3 separate regions of the Mus musculus genome follow, and regions 2 and 3 are each linked to region 1. Evidence: chromatin loops called from intact Hi-C (ENCODE). Cell type or tissue: left cerebral cortex. All regions are shown on one strand. Links, peaks and the distances in the headings refer to the core of each region. The heading gives the core; the rest is flanking DNA.

What was found. Hi-C counts contacts between places; a loop is a spot of excess contacts. Peaks named below come from ENCODE experiments on the same cell type or tissue, not always from the same donor. Only the 100,000 strongest peaks of a DNase experiment are listed, where the experiment ranks them.
Region 2: it touches region 1 in a loop (4-fold over the local background); 19 of 42 quality-filtered maps call a loop at or near these places.
Region 3: it touches region 1 in a loop (6-fold over the local background); 9 of 42 quality-filtered maps call a loop at or near these places.

Annotation. Positions count from the first base shown.
Region 1 is chr10:60,242,768-60,248,863 of GRCm38, reverse strand. No RefSeq gene overlaps it. Among named protein-coding and RNA genes, the nearest start is that of Chst3, 27 kb to the right of the region's middle. In left cerebral cortex, for the core only: CTCF peaks have their summits at 2,117 (motif pointing right), 3,386 and 3,593 (motif pointing right); DNase peaks (open chromatin) are centred at 2,092 and 3,610.
Region 2 is chr10:60,190,066-60,194,065 of GRCm38, reverse strand. The region is part of intron 2 of Chst3 (carbohydrate sulfotransferase 3); the gene reads left to right. Among named protein-coding and RNA genes, the nearest start is that of Chst3, 27 kb to the left of the region's middle. In left cerebral cortex, for the core only: a CTCF peak has its summit at 2,117; DNase peaks (open chromatin) are centred at 131 and 2,171; H3K4me3 peaks cover 354 bases; H3K27ac peaks cover 196 bases.
Region 3 is chr10:60,001,121-60,005,120 of GRCm38, reverse strand. It overlaps Anapc16 (anaphase promoting complex subunit 16), which reads left to right and starts at 1,986. Exons shown (of 4, transcript NM_025514.3): 1 at 1,986-2,165. It overlaps Ascc1 (activating signal cointegrator 1 complex subunit 1), which reads right to left and starts at 2,316. Exons shown (of 11, transcript NM_026937.3): 1 at 2,214-2,316; 2 at 194-326. The coding sequence starts at 302. In left cerebral cortex, for the core only: a CTCF peak has its summit at 1,524 (motif pointing left); DNase peaks (open chromatin) are centred at 1,472, 2,047, 2,281 and 2,712; H3K4me3 peaks cover 2,134 bases; H3K27ac peaks cover 2,270 bases.

The DNA.
Region 1 (6,096 bases), core at 1,256-5,255:
CATAATTAAAACAGTTGACTTTTCAAACTGAAAAATAGGCTCAGCTGAAACACAATCATATTTAAGTCATCAGTCAGGAGACAAACAACTTTAAATCGATGAGTTAGGAACCAATCACACATCAAACAAGACAAAGTGGTAGCGATTGTTCCAAGTGACCCTCTAATTAATCTTCTGTGCCTTCTCTGAGACCACAGCATCTGAGTTCATGCAGATGAGGTCACTGCATTGTGAAACTGCTGGACCAGAACAACAGTCTACAACCATAACTCACTCACCCACAGACAAGAAGAAAATTAACTCGCTCCCTTATTTTCTTAGGAGAAAACCACACACTTCAAAGTTCAAGGTGGATGAAGCCAGGATGAAGGCAGAGTTCTGGGGCCTGGTGGTTCCGTTCCCCATGACACTGCTTTGTCATCCTTGCTCATGGCATTTTGTCACAGAAGCAGAAAAGTAACCAATCAATCTTGGAGGCACCACATCCCTTACTCATGGCTCCATTCTCCATTGTTCTGGTTACCTGGAGCCAATGGCAGTCTGAAATCCTTTAAACATGTTTTTTGCTTGTTTGTTTGTTTATTTGCTTGTTTTTCTTTTCTCAGAAAGGTTAAAAAAATCCATATTTTACAGTCCAATGTTGTGGATGGACCTGGTGCTGTTTGTATCGTGTGTGTGGTTTTTTTTTTTTTTTTTTTTTTTGGTTTTTCAAGCTCACTCTGTAGACCAGGCTGGCCTCGAACTCAGAAATCCACCTGCCTCTGCCTCCCGACTGCTGGGATTAAAGGCGTGCGCCACCTCGCCTGGCTTTGTGTGTGTGTTTTTATGTGTGTGTGTGTTTATGTGTATGTTTGTATACATTTGTGTATGTGTTTGTGTGTATCTTTGTGTATGTATGTGTATATGTTTGTGTATGTGTTTGTGTGTGTATGTGTTTTGTGTGTGTGTGTAGGTTTGTGTATGTGTGTGTATGTTTGTGTGTGTGTGTATGTTTATGTGTGTGTGTGTGTGTTTGTCAGAAGTTAACTTGCAGAGAGAATTGGGAGCTAGTTTTCTACCACATATGGGCTCCAGGATGGCACTCAAGCCCTCAGGCTCAGAGACCAAATTCTCTGCCCACTTTTGTGCATTGCTTTCTTTCTTTCTTTTTTTTCGAGACAGGGTTTCTCTGTGTAGCCCTGGCTGGCCTTGAACTCAGAAATCCACCTGCCTCTGCCTCCTGAGTGCTGGGATTAAAGGCATGCGCCACCACGCATGCCAGTGATTGTCTGTGATCTCAATGCTCAAGAGGTGGAGACAGGAGGATCAGTAATTCAAAGCCAGACATAGAGAACCAGAAGCCAACCTAAGCCTCCAATAAGGGTGGTATTTATGGAGCTAGAGAGACGGAGCAGCATTTAAGAACACATTCTTGCAGGGGCCCCTTGACCAGTTTCTTATACTCACGTAGCAACTCACAACTTTGCCTATAACTCCAGTTCCGGGGGATCTGTTGCAGCCTTCTGTCTCCTGTAGTCTCCTGCATACACATGGTGTGTATAAACTCATACAGCACACAGGAGCACACATGCATGCGCACACAAACATACAAATAAAATAATTTTTAAAAGGTAGTTTTTTTAAAACCTAAAAACCAAACAGCAAGCAAAAGCCCAAAGCTGAGTTGGTATGTCAATGCATGCCTGTAATCCCAGCACTCAGGAAGTAGAGGCAGGAGGATTGCCTCAAGTTCTAAATGGACTAGGCTACATTGGGAGCACCAGGCCGCTGTGGGTTACATAGTAAAGCGACAATAAAAACGCATAAACAACCTGATCTCCAACAACTAACTGATCAACAACCCAGCTGTGGGTCTTACCGTGTTCATGATTTTACAGTGAGGCCCTCTGCTCAAGGGCCCACAGAACCGACAAAAAGCCTTTTCTTCATGACACTTGGCATAGAAACCACTGTGGGACAAACTCATGGGACTGAGCAGGAAGCAAGGTTGTGACCCTTACCAGGGCTGGCGATGGAACATTTCTACTCTGGGGAAGATGCAGATGGTGCCTAACCTCCTCCTACAATCCTAAGGACAAAGGGGTAGATCCCACAAGGATCCACTGGGGGGAGCTATTGTGCTCACTCTGCATACTTGCTGAGCTATGGGTCCTGGGCAGGGGCCTGGGTAACCTTAAAGAGGCCACTCCCTCTCGGCTTTGTAGATGGAGTCTCTGCCTTAGTTCTGCCCGTCCTAAGGCCAGTGCAATCAGGACACAACAGCACACGACTGGCTACTCTGTTCCTCTCTCCACGAGGGAGTCAACAAGGCCAACTAGGATGGCCTGCAAGGGACACAGCTGGCCTCAGGAGGATGGCGATGATTTGGCTGGGTTGGTGGCTGTGTCTAACAGCTGGTGACAATATTCTAGCCAGATTCCTACATACAGTGGGACCTAGGACAGCTTTCATCTCTTGGGCCCCGAGGACACTTGTGACAGCGACTCTGTTTCCTTGGTGTTTTTCATAACTTCACACCTACAGTCCAACACTGATGCTCACAAGAGTGTCACGGTGTGCACGCTCACGAGTACAAAGTAAATGGTGCGTGTGCATCAGAGATGCTCTTGAAGCTGAGCCTGAGCCTATGCCATTGTCTCTAATGCTCTGTCTTCACATTGGCTTATTTCTATTGGTCTTTTACTCCTTTTTTTTTAAAAAAGACTTATTTATTTATTTTATGTGTATGAGTACACTATAGCTGTCTTCAGACACACCAGAAGGCATCAGATCCCATTACATATGGTTGAGCCACCATGCGGTTGCTGGGAATTGAACTCAGGACCTCTGGAAGAGCTGCCTGTGCTCTTACCCATTGAGCCATCTCTCCAGCCCCCGGTTTAGTGCTCCTACAATTGGTTTTTACTATTACTGGTTTGTGATGCTGAGGTTAGAACTCGGGGCTCTGCTTATGAATGATGTATGCCTCTGACTTTCCCTTGGGATTTTCCCAATGATTTGGGAGTCACAACTGAAGCACTTTGGCTGCTCGCCAGGTAGGGGAAGACCCAGGGCAGGTTGGTGTACTAATTAGGGTAAGAGATGAACTTGCTTTTGGTCCAGGGAGCAGTATTTTCGCTCAAAACCAAGAGCAGCAGACAAACTTGAGATTATTAATATTGTAAAGCCAAGGGTGAACGCGGCGGGGCACAACTGTTATCACAGCCTTTGGGAAGGAGAGGCAAGACAATCAGGAGTTAGAGGCCATCCCTGATGCCATATCAGATTTGAGACCAGCTTGAGATACAAGAGACCCATTTAAAAAATTAAAAAGAGCACAAAGTATGTACATACATGCATGCACATTTAAAACTAGGTTAGAGTTCAGCATAACTATGCTATATGCCTATAATCGCAACACTCAGGAGATGGAGACAGCAGAATCCGAAGTTCAAAGCTAGTCTTAGCTATGTAGAGTTGGAGACTAGCTTGGGCTACCTGAGACAGTGTCAAAATTACATAAAAAGGTAGGGTTGGACTGCCACCTATCCGGTGGCAGAGGGTTGAGGACACTGCTACTCTCTAGTGGACACTTTTAGCATAGCGAGAAAGTGAACACATGGCACTTGCTGTTCTGAAGCTGACCGCCAGAGGGCAGAAGAGTCACTGAGTTAATCATCACCGCGCCCCGGAGAGGGAGGATTCATACCCAGCCAAGGTGAGCACCCTCTTTAGCTTCCATAGCAGCTTTGGGAATGGACACAGCCCTGATTCCCCTCACGCAGCTTAAGGCTGAGCAGAGAAGGTATATGGGTTTAGAACATTGCCAGGGGAGGAGAGCTGGGTAGAAGGCCTGCAGGCGAAGAAGGCTCTAGAAGGGAAGGAGGCCAGTTTGGTTGGAAAACAGACCCTCCCACAATCCCACGACTCTCTGCCCACCCCCACGTCCCTCCATAAGAAGCCAACTCACCTGTACCACCATGCACTAAAATTGAATTGGTTTCTGGGCTCAGGTTTGCTGTCGACTTGATTTTTTTTTTTTTTTTTTTTTTTGGAGGTGGGGGGACACTGTGAGACAGACATTTTCGGCCTCACTCTGTAGCCTAGGAGGCTGGCCTCAAACCACGGCACCTCCTTCTGCCTCTGCTTGGGTGCCAGGCTGACAGGTGTGTGCAGCTACACCCAGCTTGGGCCGTGTTACATTGAGACTTAAGAATTGTTCATATTTATGGGGTACAGTGGAACTAGTTTTTGGCTTGGGGTTGCTTGGTGTCTTATTTAGAGTTTCTCTTGCTGCAACAAAACACCATGACTGAAAAGCTGCTTACTGGCTTGTTCCCCATGGTTTGCTCAGCCTGATTTCTTATAGAACCAGGACCACCAGCCCAGGGGTGGCACCACCCACTACAGGCTGGGCCCCTCATGGGCCTATCAGAGAGACATTTCCTCAACTGAGGCTCCTTCCTCTCTGATGACTGTAGCTTGTGTCGAGCTGACACACAAAACCAGCCAGCACCCTTGCTTTATTGTTTGTTTGTTATTGTTGGTGGTAGTGGTAGGTATATGGCTTTTTTGTTTGTAGCTCTTTTTTTTTTTTTTTGGCATTATTGCAGCTTGAACCTAAGGACATATTTCTTAGCTACTGAGACCAACCATTCAGCGAATACTGGAATTTGGGGTGGGATGGCTGGACCGGCTGGATTTTGAAATCGGGAAGCCATTGAGAGATGAAGCAGATGGGAACAGTGTGACTGCTGGGTGAGAAGAGATGACTTACAGACCATGTGTGAGTCAGAGCTGATGACCAACGTGTCAGTGAGACAGAGAGAACGGAAGGGCCTAGGACAGACAGACCTTCCTGGAGTGTTTTCCCACTGTTATCAGAGGATATAAAGTCCTGGCTTTAGAGATGGAGGAAGAGGCTGGGAACCAGAGTGGTGTGTTTGGGGTGGGGCGGAGGGTGTGGAGGGCATAGAAACTGAGAGAGGTAAGGAAACACTTCTTCCCCTGATGGAAGCCCTGGGGCACCTCTACTTCCATCCAGAGAGACTCCTGGGGACATCTGGCTTCTAGAACTGTAAGACTCTAGCTTGTGTGGCTTGTAAAGCCGAGAAGTCTGTGATGGTCCTTAAAGCAGTGGCAGAAAGCAGCAGCCAGCAACAGGCCCAGGGCCTCTGATTGTCTGGTCACACTGCTTAGGCCCAAGAGGTTTGGTGGCCTCCTGTAAAGAATGCTTTGGACAACACACTGTGGTCTCTCCAGTCCCAAGGGCTTCCTGGTTTTGGAGCTTCATCTCCATTGACAAGTACCAGAGGGTTATAGTCTGCGACCTTCGTGGCGGGGAGCATGGCAGCAGGCAGGCAAGCATGGTGCTGAAGCAGTAGCTGAGAGTTCACGTGTAACTGACAAGCAAAAGCCCAGCGAACTAACTGGGAATGACGTGGGCTTTTTAAACCTTAAATCCCATCCCCAGTGACACACCTCCTCCAGCAAGACCACACCCCCTAATCCTTCCCAAATGTTTCCACCAACTGGAGACCAAGTATTCAAATACATGAGCCTCTGGGGACAATTCTCATTCAAACCACCACACCGTCTCAGAACTTTTCTCCAAATCTGGGGACACTTGGATAGCCTGGACCAGGTTGGACACTGAGTCCAGGAGAGCAGAGGCAGTGTGGAAAGCTTAGCCTCGTGATGGGGCATCACGGGTGCTTCTGGTATGAGGCACAATAACCTCAATCACACCCTGTCATTTGGGTTTTTTCTTTCCTGTTTCAACACCTCCTCTGTCCTTGTTTCCTGAAAATGCTACTGTTCTACATACTCCAAGGATGAAACCCCATTCTTATCTCAGGCTCTGCATCTAGGAAAGTCCAAACCAAGGTCCTTGGGAATGACAGCAACCCAAACCTTGGTGGTAAGTAGCAGGAGAGATGAGAAACAGCTCTGACCTCCAACAAAGCCACTCCCAGTCAACACAAAGGGTGGGGACCAGTTCAGATCACACAAGAGCACACCTGGTCACAGTGAATTGCAGCTTTGAAACTTGCTCGGGTCCTAGACAGAGAGGCAGGGAGACACTTTGGGAAATGGATTTAAAGAAGTTTATTGGGG
Region 2 (4,000 bases), core at 1-4,000, 54 kb after region 1:
CTATGCTCTGGGTCCCAGCGAGAGGGGAGTGGAGGCTTGGTGCCTGATGCAATGCCTGGCAAGGCCCCGCCCCTTATCGGAGCTTCCCTCCCGTCCTTGCAGGGACCCCTCCAGAAGGACGGAGGCGGGGCTGGACTGCAATCCCTCAGGGGCCTCAGTGGAAGAGCCCAGCTGGAGGCTATCCAAACGTGAAACCAATTCTCCAGTGAGGCAGTTTGCCAAGTCAGGGGGAGAGGCCTGTGCTGAGGAAAGACCCCTGGGCAGGGAGGAGGGAAGGGGAGCTGGTGCCCTGCTTGGCAAGGCTCATCCACCTCGGCTTCCTCCCTCCCTCTCTGAACCACCAGTTGCCTGGGGGCTTTCCCACGCCTCCCCCTCCTGAGCACACAGCTGTTAGGAGCTTGAGCTGAAAGTCCCCAAGAATTGAGAATTCATTTTGCCCGTAGTCCATCTATCCCGCATCCTAGCCCACGCCCACTGCAGGTGCCCAGGGCGTCTCTCCCTGATGGCTCACTCATGCACCAGTGAATATTCTCCTCTCCCCTGACACTGCCTAGCAACCTAGAATGCCTAAGCATCTTGCTCTGGGTTAGGTATTCTGGGAAGGGCATCCATCCATCCATCCATCCATCCATCTATCTGTCCGTCTGTCCATCCGTTCATACATCCTTTATTCAAGGTCACCACTTCAGCAACATCCACTAGGTTAAAACTGGGATGTTGATTGCACCCCAGAAAAATCGTTTCAGAATAGGTCTGTGTGGAACAGAACTAGGCTTATTATGAGAGAAACCACGGGAGCACACACGGGAGTCTAAGCAAGGACAGTCAGAGAGAGAGAGACTAGGTTCAGTGTCTTATCAGAAACATATGATTTCATGACTTTATGCTATAGTATCCAAAGGATGTAATTTTCTTTTCCTTCCTTCCTTCCTTCCTTCCTCTCTTCTTCTTCTTCTTCTTCTTCTTCTTCTTCTTCTTCTTCTTCTTCTTCTTCTTCTTCTCTCTCTCTCTCTCTCTCTCTCTCTCTCTCTCTCTCTCTCTCTCTCTTTTTCTTTCTTTCTTGGCTTTTTGAAACAGGGTTTCTCTGTGTAGTCCTGACTATTCTGGCATTAGCTCAGTAGATCAGGCTGACCATGAACTCAGAGATCCACCTGTTTCTCTGCTTCCTGAATGCTGGGATTAAAAATATGTGCCACCATGCCTGGCTTTTTTTTTTTAAGATTTACTTATTTATTTGTTTGTTTGTTTATTTAATGTGAGTACACTGTTGCTCTCTTCAGACACACCAAAAGAGGTTATCAGACCCCATTACAGATGGTTGTGAGCTACCATGTGGTTGCTGAGAATTGAACTCAGGACTGCTGGAAGAACAGTCAGTGCTCTTAACTATAGAGCCATCTCTCCAGTCTGCTTGGCTTTTTTTTTTTTAATTTTAAACAATTTTAATTTGTTTAATGAAATGAATTGTAAGGTGTTCTGTGGTGGTCAGGAGTGTGGATAAGTTACAAAGGTCTACAGCCGTGTTCTTTAGCAAGCATGGCTCATTTGTTGTTTATAACACCTTTGAGATATCTTAGAAAAATGGGTCTTGCCCCTGGAGCAATCTGTACTGATTTTATCAGTTGGGTGAATGAAGAACCTAAATTAGATCGCGTGGGGGAGGGGCCTTTTCCACTTCTCACATCCCCTTGACTTTCCTGTCTCTCTATCCAGTCTCACCTGTTACACAAAATCATTGACCCAGTGGAAAAGAACGTTTGCATCCAGGAAAATAAGCATATGAAAAAGAGAAAGTGATGGAGGGGCTCAGGGAAGGACTTGGAGCTCTGGATGCTAAGTCAGCACAGGAGGAATAGGGATTTTTTTGGCTTCTCTGGGCTCTATTGAAAGAAGAAGAATGGTCTTGGGCACATGTTAAATAGAACGAACTCCAGTGCTGAGACCAGAAAGGATGCGCCCCCGGGTGGGGAATAGTGGGAAGGGCTGGGGTCAGATGGTGCCCATAAAGGCTGGGAATGAGGTGTGGCTCCCATCCCCAGGGCCTTGGAGGGCTTGTGTTCTGCTCTGAGTTGTGCACGAAGGGTTTTCAGCAGCTAGAGTCACCCGGAGTACTGGGCTGGGTGTCTAAGACGCTCTCGACATCAGGACCGCGTTCGCGTATCTGAGTTAAGGTGCTCGTAGGCGCCCCCGTGTGTTGGAGACGGGGAGAGTTTGGGAGAGGAATGTGGACGGAATGCGAACCAGAAGACTCAGCTGTGCTGATGGACCAGAAGAGAGGAGTGAGATGCGTGAAAAGGAGGCCACCATCGCCTAAGAAGAGTGAGGGAAGAGCGCACCCCCAGGGAATCCCAGAGGAAGCTTTAGTAGAGAACGGCCAGAGCGCAGGAGAGGAAGAGGGAGGGGCACACCATGCAGTCCCCAGGTTGAAATGTAGCAAGGGCCACCCTCTCACAGAAGGTGACTGAGGACTCCCCCAGGGTGTTTTTAAGGGAAAAAAGGATATTGCAGAACGAGAGGACTGAGACACAAAGGCCAGAGAGAAATATGAGGCAGGAGGATGATCCTCTTGAGAACTGTGCGGCTGATTACTATGAGTGGCTTATGAGAATGTTTCCCAGCTTATACCCACTGCCACCTCCCAGACGGCAAGGCTGGATGCTGCTCCCTCTTGTGGCTCCCAACATCGCTAGGGCCAGACGCACAGTGGCCCTCACCAAATAGAAGTGTCCATGGAGAACCTCAGCCCGGCCGACATCTTCTTTTACTGCTCCTGGTGTTTGTACCCAGCAGGCTGTGCCCAGGCAGAGCTGGGTTGGGCATGAGGTCCTGGCATCTTTCAGCACTGACAAGGACATGTTAGCAGGCTGGCCTTTAGTGGCACCTTGGCAGTGGGGCTGGGGAGTTGAGAGCCATGGAGTAGAGGATGCTGGGAAGGCCATCAAGGGAAGAGGCAGCAGGGATTTCCAGCCAGGCAAGGATCTCAGGACCAGCATGTGCTTGCCAACCCTGGAAGAGAAGTAGCATGAAGTTTCAACCATGTTATAGCCCACTTCTTACACAGGGCGTCCTGCAGGGCAAGCTCTGCCACAGTCTCTGCCCAGTGAGTCCCATTCCGGGGCCCTCTTCGCCTTTCTTGGCCCTGTGAACTCCTGGCTTTGGGGTCCTCACGCATTCCTCCCTCTCCTGGATAGTCACCTGGCCTTGGGCCTCTCAAGGCTGCAGAGGGGACATCCAACCAGGGATGGGTGACAGAGCTGCCAGTCTGCTCACGCCATACCAGTATTCAGTCTTCCTTCTTCCTGGCAGTGCTTGGGAACCCTGCATTTCTGTGAGGGAGAGGAGGCTGGGTTAATGACTTCAAAATATAAAGCCACTGGAAGAGGTGGGGAAGGGAAGATGGGAAAGCTTGTCATCAGAGGAGCCCAACTCCCAAACCTGACTGTGTGCCTGGGATCGAGCTTGGGGCTCCAGATGCTAGGTATTCACTGTGATACCGGGCTTCATTCTTTGTTGTTGTTGTTGTTGTTTTGAGACACAGTCAAACTAAGTTGCCCTGGCAGGTCTTGAACTTGCAATCCTCTTGCCTCTGCCAGCTGAATAGCTGGGATTACAGATTTATGGCCATAAGGAAAACCTTGCCAAAGGTGCTAGCCTCAGGAGCGAAAAGACATGCTAGACCACGCCACCACCCCACCCTACCCCCGCTGCCCCTGCTCTACTCAAGGTTCCCCCTCTCCCCTTACTCCTCTCCCTCCCATCTTCTTCATAATGAATGCTTACCAAGTTCCAGATGCTAGGCACGTGCTCTGCCACTAAGCCATGATTGCCAACCCCCTTTGATGTCTTTGTATAACCTAGAGATTCTGGAAATACAAGACCAATAAGCTTGCCCAGCACAGCATACTGTGTCTTGTGTAGCTAAGGGTAGGTAGCCATGAACTTCTGAGCCACAGTCTCAGCCCTGTTATGCTTTTGTATGGCGGGTCGCCCAGCAGGCTAC
Region 3 (4,000 bases), core at 1-4,000, 240 kb after region 1:
AAAAGTTACTCTACGTGGCACTGAGGCCTCTGTCCAGGATGAAATCTATCTTGACACACGAACTGCAGCCAGGAACACCTCATCTGAGGTCAGCTTTATTAGACCCACTGAGCAGCAACAAAGCAAAGAATTACCCTTACAGTACAAAGAACATTTTCCCTCTTGTGGGACCTAAGAGACCCCCCAGGATTACCAGGATAGAAATCCTCGTCTTCTTCATGTTGGTACTGTTTCTCCTGGATGGGATTCTTTCTATAATTCCGTCCATCGAACGTTACAATCTGTGGGCGTAGAACATCCATGACAAATGACGTTCCAGGAAAGTCCTGAAAAAGAAAGTGCCCTTTTGTTTAATTTTTTTTTTTTTAATTAAACAATGAATACTTAGGTCACTAAGATGGCTCAACAGGTAAAGGCACTTGCTCCCAAGGCCGATGACCCACACGGCAGAAGGAAAAAGTTGACTCCTGCAGGTTGTCCTCTGGACTACACATGCAGCCAGGTAGCAAACGCACAGACAAAATATGGAAATAAACAAACAAATGTAATAAAAAATTAAGTTAAAAGAAACTCCATTATGTAGGCAAGTAGCATAGACTAAATAAATAAATGTAATAAAATTTTAAATTTAAAAAATTCTGCTAGCCGGGCGTGGTGGCGCACGCCTTTAATCCCAGCACTCTGGAGGCAGAGGCAGGTGGATTTCTGAGTTCGAGGCCAGCCTGGTCTGCAGAGTGAGTTCCAGGACAACCAGGGCTATACAGAGAAACCCTGTCTCAAAAAAACCAAAAAACAACAAAAACAAAAAACAAACAAAAAACAAAAAAACAAAAAAAAATTCTGCTGTGTAGGCAGGTAACATATGCACAGACTACATTCGTAAATAAATAAATGTAATAAGAAATTTAAATTAAAAACTCCATTATGTAGGCCTCAACTGGGCAGTTCACAGCACATCCTAAGCAAAAATAGTGTCGCTTTCCATGAGCTCACCAGTGTAAGTTCTTGTATAGGTGTCTGATTAACCTATAGGGGGTGAGGTCTTGCTAGCCACCTAAGTATGAGCAGAGTGCTTCATTCACCCTATCCAGTATGATATTTTATCGTATCCAGTTTGATAACGCATTGAGGAACCATCGGTACAATACCCGCGGAAGAGAGGTAAGCCGTTTTAAAGATGCTAGAAATAAATACCTTCCAATCAGATTTATTTCCCTATCACAGTACAATTAAAATATGACTTACTAACACAGTTCTCGGACCAACACAGTACTGAGAAGGAACAGTTTCCCGAGGCCACTGCCTCCAGAACACAACAAACGGCTTCACGCTTGAATCAATAATTCGGAATTAAAGGCTCCTGATAAACTACCCCATGTTCCCATCCCAGATGGCTGCGGCTACAAGTTCACGTACTTAACAAGTTCCACCAAAGAAGGCCTAACAATCCCTTCCAAATGAATGCTTGACCCAACCCTCAGTCAAGTCGCTAATCCGCAGCCACCTGCAGGACGCAAGAAGAGGGTTCGTGCTTTGAGAAAACAGAAAATCAACGTTGGCAGGGGGATGCAATTATTAACAGTCTTGTGCCGCGCCACCCTGGTGTGCTACTCCTTTAGCATCCCTTCCCACTTCAAAAACCACGTTCTGTCGAAAAGGAGCCTTTACAAAGTGTGAGCACTGAGCACGAAGCCACAGTGGTACCTTTCCTGAGCAGCTCCAGGCAGAGACTGCGCAGAAGGAGGAGAGCGGACTAGCCCTGGGTCATGGGTGTTTGAAGAGGGAAAAGTGGATATGCTTTCGTGCAATTCTCACATAAAAAGCAAACGCTGAACATCCTACGCTAGAGAGGCGGAGCAGACAGCACCAACGCAAGAAAACCAAAACTGCGGGGGACTGGGGCGGGGAAGGGGGCGGGGCAGCCACAGCGACCCGGAAGTGTTCTCGGAAAGCTCGGTCTGGCCCAGCCGGGCTCCGCCCCCTCCACGCATGCGCGCTAGCACCGCCCTCTAGCCCTCACCGCCGCAGGGACAGGCGCAGCACCGCCATCAAACTCCCACAGCTCAGGCGGGCGCGCGCACGCCGCCGTCTACGTCGTGGCGAGCGAGGCCGCACGGCTTCGTCCAAGGGGCGGGGCTGTCAGTCAAAGTGCACAAGCTGCTGAGGTAAGTGGCCGAGAACCTTCCAGACCTGATTCCCCCCTACGCTCCTACCTGCCAGGACTAACTGGGAGCGTAGGAAGAGACCCTGGAGGCTCGCCCGCGCCGGCCGTATGCAAAGGCAGCGTCATCCGACTGAGCATGCGTGGGGCGGGTTGGCGCCTGCGCCGTGGGCCGGCCGCAAGCCTTCCCTTCCTCCCCGAGTTGTTGGGTAGGAAGCGTACCTGGGTGGAGTTGGAGTAGCCAGGATTAGGGTGCTGGCTCCTCCCCTCTCCCGCGAGCTTCTTCATCCCACCTAGAAAGAGCTACCGCAGCTAGGTGCTGCGGGTGGTGATCCGTCTGTCTAGGTGGGACACCTAGTGATTTTTGTTAGTAGAACCCAACGGGTGTCATAATTAGCCACCTCACTTGGATCCCGATCGACATAAGCATCTGGTTTGTTCTGGGCTTTATTTTAAAGGAGGATCTCTTTTTTTGTTTTGTTTTGTTTTAAGACTATAAGCGGAAAGTTTATGAGTGCGAGGTCGTCCCTGTCGTACACAAAGTAAGTATTTAACCACGCCAGCCATATTGTGCCCCACAAACTATCATTCCGCTTCTTAGGAGCGTTTCCTCTGCTTGGCAGCAGCCACAGCTTCCCTGATAGGGCCAAGTTCCAGATAATCATCATTCAACAAAAGTTCACTGAGTGCCTCGTTATGAGGATGGTAGTCTCCTGAGCGACAGGGTTGAATACTCCATGCAGAAAGAGTCATGACTGGAACTGTCTCGGTCCCCTGCAGCCTCTACTGAGCTGATTGCTTTTGTCCTCGGTTTGTTTGTTTGTTTGTTTTGGTTGGTTGGTTGGTTTTGTGGGGTTTTTTTTTTTTTTTTTTTTTTTGGTTTTTTTGGTTTGGTTTGGTTTTTTTTGGTTTTTCGAGACAGGGTTTCTCTGTACAGCCCTGGCTGTACTGGAACTCACGCTGTAGACCAGGCTGGCCTCGAACTCAGAAATCTGCCTGTCTCTGCCTCCCAAGTGCTGGGATTAAAGGCGTGGGCCACCTCCGCCCGGCTGACCTCGTATTTATAAATCATTCATCCAGGAGCCACTGTGACAAGGGTTTTTATAAGATGCCTCCAGGGTACAAAGGTAGTTTGTTTTCTCCTTCCAACGACATGGGATCCTTTTCAGTGCCTCACACTTGGGTAAGCAAACACTCTAGCCACCTCACAATACATCCCCAGGCCCAGGCTTGAAGCTGGTGTCTGCTGTCTTCCTCCTTAGCCTTTCATAGCTTCCCTGAACCCAGAACATTCCCATTCCCCATAACCTAGCTAACAACATTGCTATGGGGAATCGCTTATCTTCTGCCTCCCAAGGGCTGGGTTTACAGGCAGCTACCACACCTGTGAGGCTTGTAAGTGACTTGAAGGGCTCCCCAACCCCTCCAGTGAAAACACTTACTCCATGTAGCTCTCCCCAGCCCCACTGCAAGATTCTTTATAAGATCATGAGGTGAATGTGCTGACTGAGAGTGTAGCCCAGCGCTAGGATGTGTGAAGTGCGTAACATCACACTGCCTGCCTCCCGAGCAGACCCTTCCCTCCCGGGAGCTTTACACGTAAGTGAAAAGCTGGATTGTGCATAGGGAAAAGTGTATGTGCCAGTGCACACCTGTAATTCCAACACTCGGTAAGCCAAGCCAGCGGGATCTGGGATTGCGGGCCAGGCCGGGCTGATTTGCTTGTCTCGGCTGTACTTATTTAACCCTCATAACTCTTCCTCGGGGTAGGCTCCACTGTTACTGACTCCAGCTTACAGGTGAGGCATCTAAGGGACAGAAAAGGCAACTGATTTGTCC